Linked DNA regions of Homo sapiens: region 2 is linked to region 1. A link is a loop called in an ENCODE intact Hi-C map of the cell type or tissue named here. Cell type or tissue: IMR-90. All regions are shown on one strand. Each heading gives the region's core, and the rest is flanking DNA. Links, peaks and the distances in the headings are about the cores only. Region 1 has its middle 290 kb from the start of LINC02377. Region 2 overlaps LINC01256 (long intergenic non-protein coding RNA 1256).

Evidence for each region. Hi-C counts contacts between places; a loop is a spot of excess contacts. Peaks named below come from ENCODE experiments on the same cell type or tissue, not always from the same donor. Only the 100,000 strongest peaks of a DNase experiment are listed, where the experiment ranks them.
Region 2: it touches region 1 in a loop (4-fold over the local background); 10 of 110 quality-filtered maps call a loop at or near these places.

The regions. Positions count from the first base shown.
Region 1 is chr4:131,088,252-131,096,605 of GRCh38, forward strand. No RefSeq gene overlaps it. Among named protein-coding and RNA genes, the nearest start is that of LINC02377, 290 kb to the right of the region's middle. In IMR-90, for the core only: a CTCF peak has its summit at 3,859 (motif pointing right); no DNase peak of the experiment used is centred there.
Region 2 is chr4:132,610,983-132,619,336 of GRCh38, forward strand. The region is part of intron 1 of LINC01256 (long intergenic non-protein coding RNA 1256); the gene reads left to right. Among named protein-coding and RNA genes, the nearest start is that of LINC01256, 24 kb to the left of the region's middle. In IMR-90, for the core only: a CTCF peak has its summit at 3,914; no DNase peak of the experiment used is centred there.

The DNA.
Region 1 (8,354 bases), core at 340-8,339:
TCAACATACCTAAAAACATACCTATTTCCCCAATCCATCCCCCACATTCTTATTTAAGTATCAGCATACCTAAAAAGCCCCAGATACCTTCAATAACTGTAATTATTATCCTTAGCTTACACATGCAAAATAAATAAAAAAACCCATACTTCAAAACCACCTGTTGTTTTGAATACAGGATAAATACATACAATTTTATCTGCCAATTAAGAATAGAATAAAATAATTAAACCTGAAAAAAAAAACAAAAAAAGAATCTCAGCTTACATAAATGGGCCTCAGAATGCCAAGGAGATGAAAACTGTTCTTCGGTTCATAATGTTAGTAATGCTGATTTGTAAATATGATAAACACACATTTCCTGTAACCTAGCTATTCAGAACCTGGTGTATTCCTATATTCTGGCTACTGGTTTTCTTGATGCAGTCTTACAGGGGCAAAGCCATCACTCACAAGGGTAGAAATTAGAGGACATGGATAGCTGTATATTTTCAAGTCTATAGGATATCAGGATTTTGACTCTAAGGTTATAATTATAGATTATGTCATAGGAAAACTTTATTAACTCCTTTAGATAACAACTTCAGAAGGCAAATAGCAAATGTGAATCATTCTTGCTCCTTTCAATAATCTAACATATATTTATTGTATTTTATCAAAGCCATAACCAACAATATATCTAATATCATTAGAACTTATCAGGACCTTCTCTAACAACTCTTGAAGTCAGAAAGTAGAAAATGGAAAAAGTCTAGTCTTTGTTGTCAAATTCCAGTTACCATTTAGCAGCTATGTTTTAATGGACATAGTAAGAATAATTTCTTTAAGCTTCATGTCTTTTTTTCCACACAAAGTAAAGATAGTAGTAATTACTCAATGAAATCATTTTAATATACCAAATTAGCACATAAAAATTGACATAGAGTAAGTATGCAACAAATGATAACTCTTCCTATGTTCTACATTTATACTATGTGGTTCTAAGGTTTGACTCAAAATTTTGATTTCTCAAGATTTAGATGGTTTCCTCCAAGCAAACTATAACATACAAAGATTTGGTGAGTGTGTCCATGATACTCTTATTTTTATAATTTAATACCTGATATACATAAATCTTCTTCACCTTAGTATCCATATTTCCAGTGTGGAACATCATAGAATGTTTAGTCTGACATCCTTCTACTCTGGTGTCAGCATCTCGAAATGACACTCTGGTTTTGTTGTTGTTGTTGTTGTTGTTGTTTTGTTATTTTATTTTTAGGCCACAAAAAAACCCAAAAATAAAATAAATGGGCTCCTAGATTCCAAATTAAATTATTACATGCTTTATGCAGAATACTTAAAGAGATCTTTAAAACCAGTTTGCAATTCTTAATCCATCGACAATTTGATGGTGCAAGAGTTTAGATTATTGGAAGCTGGAGCGTTTCTTTGAAGAGAGTGTGCTATTTTTAAAAACATTCTTCCATCTCAGGTTGGAGAGGGTTGCTGAGTAGTGACTCTTCATTTTAGGTTTTGAAGATATTGTATGTGTCCTGGATCATATGTGAAACTATGAGCTAGTGGCTAACTCTCCTGAAAAAAAGTGAAAAAGTAAAGGGTGAGATGCTTATGGAATGAGCCTGTTGCAACAGGATAGATGGTTACATTTGCAAATTACCTGCTCTACCTTGGATAGGAGGTCAATGTTATGTGATTATCCAGAACTGGTTGAAGTACCTGATGCTTATCTGCAATGCCAATATCAGCCTATAGTTGCTTTAAAAGGGACAACTGTGATCTGGATGGTATCAATGGTATCAGAGGGTGATGGTACCCACACCCAAAAAGGCTTGAGTACATCAATAACTAAAGAATTTGAGGGGCAATATTAAGAAGCCAGTTCAAGAAGAAACACTACTTAAGCCAAAAGACACACTTGCTACACTCCCATAATTGCAAGAAGCACCCAAGAAAACCTGAGAGATAAAATGAGCTTTAATTAGAATTATCCAGAGTAAAACAACACTGAATTACCTATGTGCTAGTCAAGTAAGAGTTTCCCTGCCCTACTCCTTCCTTACTCCAACCTTGCCCCCAAAAAGGCAGTATAGTGAATGGGGAAGAAAGGATAAAAACATAAGAATAGCAAACTTAAAAAGTACCAAAATTTCCTTTTATCCAGAGTTGGTCAGCCTTTGGTAGGGAAAAGTTGAGAAGGGATTTTACTTTTTCCAACTTTGAAAAAACTTTAGGATTTTTGTGTATCCTGCTTAGACAAGTCCTGTAGCACTTGAGCTCTCCCTCTCTAGCCACTGTCACCAGTTGGCGATGAACAACATCTATCTGTCTAGTATTGGAGGCTTGTCTGCTGCTATAGCAATGTCTTTGTTACATAGGAGTGCAAAGTCATAGCTCTTTTAATTCACTTTGCATACGTAAACACGACTGAATGGAATATGAACTTTAAGTTAGAGTGGCAGAGTCCAGAAAGGTTTCCAGTCTAGCTGCTCCATCACAAACACATAGCTCCTTTGGGTGTGTTGACGTTAATTTACCAACCCATTTCCCTCTTTCCATGACTTCTGTTTTCAAATTTTGATTAGTGTAAACTTGTCCCAATCAGATAGGTAATGATGATAATTTCCTCAAAGGATATCTAAGAATTCTCATTAACAACCCATAGCCTCACACTAAGATCTTAAAATAAGGATCCAAGACCGAGAAAGCCTTCAAACCCCAATGTTCTGTCAAGCACTTTTCCTAGTCAATGGGAATTGTATTTTCCCATTAGGAAGGGCAAATAACCTGCTCTTCCTCACTTATGAGAGTAGAAGTAGGGGGTATATTTATGTACATTTTCTTCATTTAGCATCCTGTTACTAAAAACCACTAAATATTTCAATAGAAAAAGAGGAGAACATTTTTTTCAGAAGGACTTCTAACATATGTATATAGCCTGCATTCAAAGTGGTTAACCAGCGGGCGCGGTGGCTCACGCCTGTAATCCCAGCACTTTGGGAGGCCAAGACAGGCAGATCACCTGAGGTCAGGAGTTCAAGACCATCCTGGTCAATATGGTGAAACCCCGTCTCTACTAAAAATACAAAAATTAACCGGGCGTGGTGGCACACACCTGTAATCACAGCTACTTGCGAGGCTGAGGAAGGAGAATTGCTGGAACCCAGGAGGTGGAGGTTGCAGTAAGCTGAGATTGGGCCACTGCACTCCAGCCTGGGTGACAGAGCCAGACTTCGTCTCGAAAAAAGAAAAAAAAAAGGAAGCTTAACCATTTAAATTCTAACTGTCCAAATACAGTTCTCTCTTGCTCTCTTTAGGAAGCCTCTGCTTCAGCAGACATTAAATACAGGTGCTTTTCACCTTATTGTAAAACATCGTGAACAGTAAACATGCTTTTGTGTCTATATTATTTTATCATACATTCTTTTTAATTATCCTTCTCCAAATAGCCATTTTGCTGAGTCTTGTTTACCTTTTTAAAACGATGTTTTACATTCCTAATAATGCATGCTAATCCCATTAAATTCAATGTAGTAAATACGGCATAACGATATTGTGATGCATAAGCCCAGTTACAGTTAAGACATTAACTCTTGCAGATTGCTTGCTTGTAGTGCTTTAAAATATCTGCAACATTCAGCAAATTTGCTAGTACAATATAATTTGTTAATAAGCCTTCCATATTGAAAGAAAAAATAGGGTATTATAATTTTGAATATCACCCATTTACCATACAAAGGATTTTTTAAAAACACCTACTTTCCAAATACAGATTATTTTTATTTAAAAATGTGTTTTCTTGCACCATATACTTAATAACTATTAAAAGACATTTGCATTGTCAATAGATGGCAGCATAGCTCTTTAAGAGTTCATGGGGAACTACTTAACAGTTTAAGATCATAGCCATTAGCCATGCTAAAAATGGTAATCTTAATAAAGCTTTCTCATTGAACTTTTCTTAATACTTCATTGCATTGATGCCACATATTTCCAAAAAGAAAACTGAAAAGAATATGTAAACTGTAAATATTTTATGGTTCAGTTTTAGTTTTTTTTTTTTATTTAAGGTTATATAATTTTGGTGTTGGGGGCTGTCAGGTGAAGGAAAACACTGTTGACACATTAATGTATGAATCTTTCACTTTACTATTAGACTTTGAAGTATTAATTTGACATATAATATGTGAAGTTTTAATAATTTATCAATAATGTCTCAATTTAAAGAACACTTTTAACCAACATTTTAATAAATTGTTATAAAGAAAAAAATATTTGACCATCAATCTCTCTTTTCTAGAAATATAAAGATTTAATTCATGAGAGTAGAATCTCTTTAAACACTTTAGTGAATCTGCCTTCGGGGAAGATCCTAAAGAAAGCAAGACATACTTTCAAATCTCTTCCATAAAATCACACATGGATCAGATAACTCTTTGGGAAAAATAGTGTTCTTTCTGGACTATTTGAATTCTATTTAGATGGTCTGAGATGCCTCTAAAGTTGAAGTTGGTAGAGCTACAATATTCCTACAGAAATAAATGCTGGCCATAAAGATATAATGTGCTGACAGACATAAAAAGAGAAATCCAGGAGGCACAGTAATTTGTCTTAATTGACAAAGGTTTCTGCCCAGGAGCTATCACTATAAAATATAAAAGAGCATCAATCACATAGTGCAAATAAGCAGGTTATAGCCTTACGGTTAGTTTTAATAATTCTGAGCAATTCAAATTATAGCATTGCTTTATTAATATTACTAAAGTAATCTTTGTCAGTATTAAAGACTCCTGAAATTTTTCTAATTTTTTGTTTTCTTACACTTTCTTATTCTTCAAACAGAGAAAAACCCAAATTTATGAGCTCTGTTCTGTTTCACTAAGTCTGTGACAGAGATTTTCCTACAGCATGTATTCACATCTGTATGTAATGTGTGCAAGGGGGAAAAACACTTTTTTCTTCAAAAATCCCTCCTTAACAACTGTTTTCAAATAACGACCACTGTGTTTAGTAGGTTATTCTAAGTAGATGATTTTATCTATTCATTTATAGGTTATTAATATGTTTATTTTATATCTATTTGAGTGAACATTTACTATGTTTTAGGTGCAGTGGTATCCATGGTATTTCATAGGTAGGGTAGAAGTCTCTTCCTTTTCTTCACACTCAGTAGTAAAGAGAGGCACATGAACAGGTGTTGCTATCCCCATGGAAACACAGACACAAGATATAGGAGTCACTCTTCTGACTCACCTTTACATAATCTTCTTCCAAGAACATCAAAGATCTATATTTCCTTTGTAGAACAGATTGACCGATGCCCAAGGCATATTGTATGTGCTACACTCGAGTTTATACTCCTACCAGTTTACTTGCATGTTTGCTAAGAATCAGTTGTGTTTGTTCCAAAGCCTATTTATGACAGTCAAACTTGATGTTATAATTATATAATTTGATTATTGAAAAAAAGTGAGCAAAAAGAGAGTTGCTGTTTTTTTATTATTATTATACTTTAAGTTTTAGAGTACATGTGCACAATGTGCAAGTTTGTTACATATGTATACATGTGCCATGTTGGTGTGCTGCACCCATTAACTTGTCATTTAGCATTAGGTATATCTCCTAATGCTATCCCTCCCCTCTCCCCCTACCCCACAACAGTCCCCAGTGTGTGATGTTACCCTTCCTGTGTCCATGTGTTCTCATAGTTCAAAAATTAAAGTATAACTAAGTTTTTGCAGAGACTAAAAAGGCAAGTTGGTTAAAAATACTTGTCTTAGTAGAAACAGTAATGTTAACTATAATTATTTTAAAATGGTAGAAATATATAGTTTTTTAAAACAGAAAAAATCTAGAAACATCTTTAATATGCATTTTTTTACACCTTAAGTTCTTACCTTTTTAAAAAAAGTAATTGAAATTATAGTTAGAACATATTTTTAGTGTTTTATGTAGACAAGGTGATGGTAAATTCTGAGAAGACTACCCATACAAAAAGAAAATGCCGTGACCTGTATAAAAGATAAAAATACAGCTATAGAGATTAATAAATGAATATAATTTATAATTTATCAGTTACTAGTAATAACTTACCAAGTGATTGATAAAGTACTACATCAGTTTATAAGGGCTTCTGTAGCCAGCCACCATAAACTGGCTTGCTTAAAATAACAGAAATGCATTCTTTCACAAATTGTGAGGCTAAAAATTTAAAATTAAGGTGTCAGCAGAGTTGTGTCAACTCTACAGGTTGAGGGAGGATGGGTTACATGTTTTTCCCCTAATTATCGTTTGACTTCATGTTTTGACTTTGTTTGGCTTCAAGTTGCTTCACTCCAATCTCAGCCTCTATGTTTACATGGCCGTCTCCCCCTGTGTCTATCCAAATTTCCTTGTTCTGTAAAGACATCATTCATTGGATAAGGACCTATATTAATCCAGTAGGATCTCATTTTAACTCGATTACTTCTGCAAAGACTCTATCTCCAAATAATGTCAGATTCTCAGGTTCCAGGTGAGCATTAATTTTTTTAGAACAATAGTCAACAGAGTACAAGGTATCAAGTATGTTTTAGTTTAAAACTTTTAATGTATTTGTATATAATTTTTATGAACCCTTTTTTACCATCCTTCCAGTGTAACTCATTGGTTGCGAGGAGTGAAAGGTCTACCCATAATTGTGAAAACACAGAGGTGATACTCTCTACATTTGTCAGGAAAGAGCAAAGAAGAACTGGAAAATAATTTTATTTTTGATGTATTTTTTCCAAAACAAAGGTGCTTGTATATAAAACCTAGAGTGGGGAAACAAATCTAATACTCCATATCTTGTCCATTCTCAATCACATAAACTATTTTAAACAGTATACTTAGAGAATCCAAACTGCTACTGAAGATGAAGGGAATACTTAGGAAATTTAGAATCCTAATAATTTATCAGGGATTGCTCTTTGATACTGTAGATGTCCAAATAGTTAGTAAATTATAGTTAATAGCAAAACAATTATATGTAATTTCATAGGACATCTGATGTCTTTAACTGGCATACCTAGTTTTTAGTTTATTTGTTTATTTAAATATTACAATAGGTCTGCTCCTATGTCTACATAATGGTAACACCTTCTAGTAAAAATAAACAGAAGAAGCATTTAATTAGAAAAATGCTTATTTAGTGAGCAAAATGGTAATAGTGCCCAATCTGATAATGTTTACAGGCTACAGAGGGAGCTAAAAATTAAAAATAATTATAGATAAATTATAATTTTAATATTGCTCTAAGGTCAATTCAAGCGTCCAGTTAACTATCTACACTACAATTAATTTAGATATTTAAGGTATTACTAATTATGTGATTTGAGTTTAGGAATGTCTCATTTTTATCATATCTAAGATAGAAAATAGTAAAGGAAAATAACAAAAGTGCCCAACTTTCTTAAATACACTATTATACAGCATTAACTTTAACTTTGCATTTATAAATGGTGAAAGAAATCGGGCAGGGCATGGTGGCTCACACTTGTAATCCCAGCACTTTAGGAAGCCGAGGCGGAAGGATCACAAGGTCAGGAGATCAAGACTATCCTGGCTAACATGGTGAAACCCCATCCCTACTAAATATACAAAAAAATTAGCTGGGCCTGGTGGCGGGCACCTGTAGTCCCAGCTAATTGGGAGGCTGAGGCAGGAGAATTGTGTGAACCCGGGAGGCGGAGCTTGCAGTGAGGTGAGATCAGGCCACTGCACTCCAGCCTGGGCAACAGAGCGAGACTGTCTCAAAAAAAAAAAAAAAAAAAACTGCCTAGTCCTCTAACTGTGACAAATAATTGAAAATAACATTAAATGTCTTGTATTTAGTGCCCTGCAACTTAGGCAAATCTAAATATTTCCACTGTAACTGATTTACACTTTTGTCATTAATGTAAAATTTTTAAAGACACTCAACCTTTTAAATTAAAAACTTATTTAATATAGCTAACTTGTATAAATATTCAAAATGTTAAGATTTTTTTTAGTACAATTAAAATTAAACTTAGGAGAACATATAATTAACATTGTATCCTTTAGAAACAAATATGGATTCTTTTTAATTGCATGTAGTTAGATGCTTTTGTGTCGTCGAGATTAAAATGAAGAAGACTGAGAGAAAAAATGAGAAAAAAGTAAGAGAAAGAAAGAGGTGATTATTTAATTAATTATTTTTTCATTGTATACATTATCCAGGTATTTTTAATTTAAATTAATAAATCTTACTTTTTAGAGCAACTTTAGGTTTACAAAAAAATTGAGCAGAAGATACATTAAGCTGAAATTGTGACTCAATTATTTCTATTGGCATTTTAGCTACATTTCTTTAA
Region 2 (8,354 bases), core at 337-8,336, 1.5 Mb after region 1:
TTAAAAATGAAGACACACACACACATTAGCCTAGGCCTATACAGAGTCAGATCATCAATATGACTGTCTTCTACCTCTATATCTTGTCCCACTAGAAGATGGTCAGGAACAATAACATACTAGAAGCTAACTTGTACAACAATGTCTTCTTCTGGAATACCTCCTGAAGGACTTGCTTGAGGCTGTCTTTCAGTTAACTGTGTAGAAAGAACATACTCTAAAATAATAATAAACTATGACATACAAAACAAATGCTAGTGCACTATTACTTGAAAACAAATAAATAGTATATTAAAGATATGATAATAGGCAGTGGGGTATGTGTATGTGTGTGTGTATATCTACATCTATATACCTATATCTATCTATATATTTCCCCTAAGATCTAAAGGTAAAGTAGAGTCCACTGGGGAGACAAATGTAAAGAACATAATGTAGTCAATGGAAACTTCAGGTTCAATAAAAAATTAGAAAAGTGTAATTCTTATTGCCTATAGACACATTTACTTCTTTGATTCTCAATATCTACAAATATTTGTGAACATAGTCTTCTTCTAAATAGAGAAGGTTATGAAATAAAAGCTTACATTGGAGACATTTTCCAAACACACTTTTCAAACTGATAGTACAAACTAGCTCAAAAATATAAAACTGGACAAGAATTCTATTTCATTCTTAATATCAAAAGTCCTTTCTCACTTAAATGTAACTTACTGAAGCACTTTTCCTTGCATATATCCATGCATTCTCTCATTATGTTAAGCTTATTCCATTAAAAATATTTCAAATAAAATCAGTGATTGCTCTTTGTGAAATGTATGGGAATTAAGACATGATTTTCTAATTTTTATTATTGATAAATATTTTAACAATATTTAATTCAGAAGATATAAAATAGGTTTTAAAATTTTAATTATATTTCACTGAAAATACATTTTACCTTCATTTTTCATCAATTACTCAACCTGTATGTTTTTCTACATATCTAAGCTATCACTTTCTAATACTCTTTGTATCTTACTTAACTAAATAGACTATTACAGGTAAATTTTTAATGCTATTTCCAATCAATAGAATTGCAATGTTAATATCAAACAACTCCATTTAAAAAAATACACACACCTTTAAAACACTGTGCTCAAATATTAAATTACATTTCAACAAAAGCTTTCTGTTTCAGCTGCTTATGTTATAGGAGACTTAACTGAAAATATAGAGATGATAACTAATGTTGAGGGAAATTAGAAAACAACATTATTGTACAATATGTTATAATGTTAAATTAGTAAAAATGATGTTTCTACAGAACTGGGTTTATTAAAAAAACTAATAAATATTGGTATATAAATTTTGTTCATGTAAATTAGTACTCAAATTCACTTACTACCACAATTAACTATAATATTAATGTTAATAATTACTTCTTAGTATAAATAATACACCTAAAAAACACTGGTGAAAATATTTTAAATATTATCAAGGTTTTGCATAATTACATAAAGAGAAATGTGCCATTTTTCACACATCATTACTCCTTGAAATACAACCATATACATTTCTGGATATTTTGTTACTTTTAAATTGACAAAATTGAAGATGTTGGAAGAAAGAAAATTGCAGGCAGAAAATGGTAAACTTCTATAAACTTCTCTAAATCATGCTGTACAGATTAGATAACATATGCAGCCTCGTGAGAATTGTTCAAGTCTATTATATTCTGATTATTATAGTCAAATCATCTTATGATTCATTACAGTACAAGGAGACAGTATTTCAGCAGCTATCAGTATTTCTTTTTCCAGTAAATGGAGTTCCAAACTTGCATTATCCTACATTGGCTGTTTAGGCCTCTTCCCTGGGAATGCAGCTATAACAGGCTCTTTGAACCCAGGAGGACCCTATTGAGTAGCTTCCCTTTATCTACCATTGATTTATATTAAAAATTTTAAATCCTGTTACCTGTTTCTAAACTCTAAAGCCAACAAAACTGAAGAATAGCAATTTGTCTAAAAGAGTGTATGAAATTTAAAAAATTAAATAAAGAACATTAAAAGAAAAAGTAACTTGTCATATAAAATCATATTGTAACTCTAAAATTCAAAAGAGTGTAGTATTTGTATAGGTAGGCACATCACACGAGGAAAAGAAAACGAGGAAGGCTAAAATAGAGTCAAGAATATATAAAAACCTCAATTATGAGAAGAGAGTGAACACCAGTGGGGAAAAAGGATGTTGTATTTGTAATGAATACTGCTAATGTCTCTAAATTTCCTGATTTCTAGACATGCTGCACAGATATGATATTGGGTAGGAGCGAATTAACTTAGAAGAACCCTGCTATAGTAGAGTGGACTCACCAGCATCTCTTCATGAGCCCCATCTCCACGGCTTTCACTTTTTATGAGTGACTGTGAGAGTGGCCTGATATCAAAAAGACTGCTTGAGAACTAGGCAATCTGAGCTTAGGTGTTCATAGTTTACAAAATCAATTGTTAAAACCAGTTGCTAAAGTAACTGTGTCTGTAGACAGTTATAGCCAGTGGTGGAAGCCTGCACACTGGTGCTAAGCGAAGCACAGAATCTCCTGCTAAGCTGCAGTCAAGGCCCTCCTGTTCCAAACAGCTCATTACCAGGTAATCCAAGATATGTTATCATAGAACCATTCTTCTAAATAATGTTTATTATATTTAGAAACACAGAGGGGGAAAGGGCAAAAGCTGGGAAAAAAAACCTTGCATTGCCTGTAATTTACTTAAGTTTTAATATCTGAAATACATAAAAATTAAATAGAAAAAGGCAAATAATCTAGTAGAAATAGATTAAAAGATTAGCAGACAAATAACCTAATTCTTATTAGCAATCTTAGCAAAAAATTGGAACGATTAGGTCAACAGCAATTAAAAATGTGAAAACAAGTGTTGGCTAGGATGTGAAACAAACAAACTGCTAACAGGTACTTAAATCTGTTCAACTACCTTGAGAAACTGAAGATATACATATCCTATGACTCCGACATTTTGTACACATGCAGTGAGGGAAACAAACAAGGATACACATAGACACTTTGTATAATGCAAGCAAATAAAAACATTGCAAATATCTATCAACTATAAAATAGATAAATATTCAGGCAGTGTTCTACGTTAATGTAAGGAAATCAACGGCAGTGATATATGCTGCTATGGACAAAACTTAGGAACTCAATATTGGGAAAAAATAAGTTATAAATGATTCTTTACAGCAAAATCAATAGACAAAATGTGAAACTAAGCAAAATATTGCTTAGGGATAGAAATTTGTGGAAAACTAAAAGTAAATTTACAGGAATAATAACCACAACAATTTTGAAAATGGTTATCTCTGGAGTATAGAGGACAGAAGAATTTGACTAGAAAATGACACAGAAAACCTCAGTTTTTTAAAAGATTATAATTCACTTTACAATTTTATAAAGTGAAGTTGGTTTATAATATTTTCAGAAATAATAAATATATGTTGATGTTTTCATTGTAATTTTGTTTTATTTAATACAATTAGAACACTTTCAGCAAGATTGTACCTAGCTATAGATATATAAAAAATAAATTTTATTCTGTTATAAGTCTAAAATATTATATCACTGTTTAAATGTGATAATAAAAATGTAAAAAATGATACTGCATCAAAATTTGAAAACAAAAGTAGATAAATGGCATGTTTACAATTTTGTTTTGAAGAGTTCACCACCACACTGCAAATTGGAAAGAAAAAGTAAAGTTAAGTTACTAAACTTAGTAATTTTGTCTACATTTTATAGACATTTTCAAATAAAATAGTTTATAACCTTCCCAAATATTCATCTTTTTCATTAAGTCACTTTAGACAGACTATAAATGAAAAAATGTTAATAAAAAAATGCCATTGAATATCTGCCACCTGGTGGAAGTCAACTGGAACTATAAGAACAATTTTTTGTTAATTTTTCTTTCTGGTTATGTTTCTATATCTCCTTAAATAGAATGTTCTGCTTAAAGCAAAAGTGGGAATGAAAAGAGAGGGTGTTTTTTTTTGGTAGCTTCACAGACACTTAAAAATCATTTTGCAGAAATTATATAATCTCCCAAGTGAGGAATGTGGATAGTATAGTATAATTTCTTAAATGTATAATCAATACTGTGCTATGAAAATAGTATAAAGTTGTACAGTGAATTATATGAGAAAAATGGCTATACTCTGTTATAATTGATGCCAAAAATAAATATGTTTTCATTATTATTATTATTACTAACAGACTATAATAGTCATAAGTGTAAGACAAATGTAAATACCAAATAATTACATTTGGATACATTTCAGCCCTCACTTCAGTTCTCAAATACAGAAAAGGAAAGAAACATTGGTAAATAGAATATTATATATACAATAGTATCTCACATATTGTGATATTTGTCTTAGCCTTCATCTTTTGAGTCATCAGTTTTATTTGCACTGATAAAAGAACTTCCAGCCTGCTGATTTAGCTATGTTATTTCTTAATTTTTACTTAAACGGAACTTTATTTGTGTAGTTTTGGTCATTTATATTATGATTCTTTATATTGTTCAAAGTGAACAGTCATGTAAACATTTTTAAACACACATACACACACACACATATATATATCCATATGCATATATTCGACTTGTTGCAATATAGATAGCAAGAAAGGCCATCTATTTCTCTCAGTATTATTAGTTTTAAGGAGGAAATGAGCTAAAGTTACAAGAGTTTCCTTTTTTTTTTTATAAAACTAACTATATAAACTAGTATATAACCTAAAAAGAAATGTTCTATGGATTTTTTAACCCCAAATTAAAATTTCCTGCTTGCAAAATATATTGATTTGGGTGTCTTAAATTAATGCCTTGTTTCTACATAGACTCATTAATCTAAAGTAAAATTATAGTTCACTTAAAGATTCATAGTTTTCCTATATTAAGATAATTGACATGTATAATCTGAAGTGAAAAAAATGGGGAAATAATATTTTATTTCAAAAACATATAGGAAAAGTGATACAGACATATATTCCAGAATACCAAAGCAGTCCAACCTCTGTCTCAGCTAACTCCTCCCTTTATGCAAATTGCTGAGCAATTGGTTTGATTTGTAAAAGCAATGGCAACAAAAGCCAAAATTGACAAATGGGATCTAATTAAACTAAAGAGCTTCTGCACAGCAAAAGGAACTATCATCAGAGTGAACAGGCAGCCTACAGAATGGGAGAAAATTTTTGCAATCTGTCCATCTGACAAAGGGCTAACATCCAGAATATACAAAGAACTTAAACAAATTTACAAGAAACAAACAACCCCATCAAAAAATGTGTGAAGGATATGAACAGACACTTCTCAAAAGAAGACATTTATGCAGCCACCAAAGATATGAAAAAAAACTCATCTTCACTGGTCATTAGAGAAATGCAAATCAAAACCACAATGAGACACCATCTCATGCCTGTTAGAATGGCAATCATTAAAAAATCTGGAAACAACAGATGCTGGAGAGGATGTGGAGAAATAGGAACACTTTTACACTGTTGATGGGAGTGTAAATTAGTTCAACCATTGTGGAAGACAGTGTGGCGATTCCTCAAGGATCTAGAACTGGGAATACCATTTGACCCAGCAATCCCTTTACTGGGTATATACCCAAAGGATTATAAATCATTCTGCTATAAAGACACATGCACACCTATGTTTATTGCTACACTGTTCACAATAGCAAAGACTTGGAACCAACACAAATGTCCATCAATGATAGACTGGATAAAGAAAATGTGGCACATATACACCATGGAATACTATGCAGCCATAAAAAAGGATCAGTTCATGTTCATTGCAGGGGCATGGATGAAGCTGGAAACCATCATTCTCAGCAAACTAACACAAGAACAGAAAACCAAACACTGCATGTTCCCACTCATAAGTGGGAGTTGAACAATGAGAACACATGGGCACAGGGAAGGGAACATCACACACTGGGGCCTGTCGGGGGTTGGGAGGTAGGGAAGGGATAGCATTAGGAGAAATACCTAATGTAGATGACGGGTTGATGGGGGCAGCAAACCACCATGGCATGTGTATACCTATGTAACAAACCTGCATGTTCTGCACATGTACCCCAGAACTTAAAGTATAATAATAATAATAAACAAGACTGATTAATGATTTGTCTCTTTCTCCCTATTGTATAATTCAGTTCCTCAACAGTCTACCATTTCTAAAGAACATTAACTTTATGACATACACTGTTCACATGCACAGAGTAGATTTCTATTAGTGTGTTAGTCTGTTCTCACGCTGCTATAAAGATACTACCTGAGACTGGGTAACTTAAAGAAAATAGGTTTGGTCCACAGTTAGGCATGACTGAGGAAGTCTCAGGAAACTTACCATCATGGTGGAAAGTGAAGGGAAAGCAAGGCACACCTTACATGGTGGCGGGAGGGAGAGAGCAAGGAAGTACCACACTGTAAAACCATCAGCTCTCATGAGAACTCACTCATTATCATGAGAAGATCATGGGGGGACCACCCCCATGATCCAACCACCTCCCATAAGGTCCCTCCCTCAACACATGGGGATTGAAATTCAAGATGAGATTTGGGTGAGGACATAGCGCTAAACTGTATCATTCCACCCCTGACCCCTACCAAATCTCATGTCCTTCTCACATTTCAAAGCTAATCATCCCTTCCCAACAGTTCCCAAAATTTTAATTCATTCCAGCATTAACTCAAAAGTCCATAATCCAAAGTTTCATCTGAGACAAAGTCCCTTCCACCTATGAACCTGTATATCAAAAGCAAGTTAGTTACTTCCAAGAAAAAATGGCAGCACAGGAATTAGGTAAATGTTTCCATTCCAAATGGGAGAAATTGGCCAAAACAAAGGGGTCATAGACCCCATGTAAGTCTAAAACCTGGCTAGGTAGTCACTAAATCTTAAAGCTCCAAAATGATGTCCTCTTTGACTCCATGTCTCACATCCAGGATGTGCTGATGCAAAGGGTGGACTCCTATGGCCTTGGGGAGCTCTTCACCTGTGGCTTTGCATGGTACAGCCCTAGCTGCTGCTTTCACAGGCTGGCATTGAGTGCCTGTGGCTTTTCCAGGCACCCGATGCAAGCTGTCTGTGGATCTAACTTTCTGGGGTCTGGAGAATGGTAGTCCTCTTCTCACAGCTCCACTAGGCAGTACCCCCGTGGGTACTCTGTATGGGGGCTTTAACCCCACATTTCCCTTCCCCAGTGCCCTAGCAGAGATTCTGCCCCTGCAGCAAAATTCTGCCTGGACATCCAGGTGTTTTCATAGGCAGAGGTTTCTAAAACTTAACTCTTATATTCTGTACACCTGCAGGCCAAATACAATGTGGAAGCCACCAAGGCTTGTGGCTTGCACCCTCTGAAGCAATGGCTTGAGCTGCACTTTAGCCACTTTTAGCCATGGAGTGGCTGGGATGCAGGGCACCAAGTCTCAAGGCTGCACACACCAGCAGGGCCCAAGGCCGCACCCACAATACCATTTTATCTTCCTAGGCCTCTGGGCCTGTGATGGGAGGGCCTACCTTGAAGATCTCTGGCATGCCCTTGTGACTTTGTCCATTGTCTTGGGGATTAACACTTGGCCTCTCTTTACTTATGCAAATTTCTGAAGTCAGCTTGAATTACTCCTCAGAAAGTGGGTTTTTCTTTTCTACCACATGGTCAGGCTGCAAAATTTCCAAACTTTTATGCTCTGCTTCCCTTTTAAACACAATTTCCAATTTCGAAACTTCTGTTTGTAAGTGCATATAACTATAAGCTTTCAGGAAAAAAACAGCTCATATCCTGAATGCTTTGCTGCTTAGAAGTTTCTTCTGCTGGATCCCCTAAATCATCTCTCTCAAGTTCAAAGTTCCACAGATATCTAAGGCAGGGGGAAAATTCTGTCAGTCTCTTTACTAAAGTATAGCAAGAGTGACCTTTGCTCCAGTTCCCAATGAGTTTCTCATCTCCACCAGAGGCCACCTCATTCTGGAATTCAGTTTCCATATCACTATCAGAATTTTGGTTAAAACCATTCAACACATCTCTAGGAAGTTCCAGACTTTCCCACATCTTCCTGTCTTCTAAGTCCTTCAAACTGTTCTGAACTTTTCCCATTACCCAGCTCCAAATTTGCTTCTACATTTTCAGGATATCTTTGTATTATTGACCCACCCCTGGTACCAATTCTCTGTTATTGTCCATTATCACACTGCTATAAAGATACTACCTGAGATTAGGCAATTTATAAAGAGAGGTTTAATTTACTCACAGTTCTGCATGGCTGGGGAAGCCTCAGCAAACTTAAA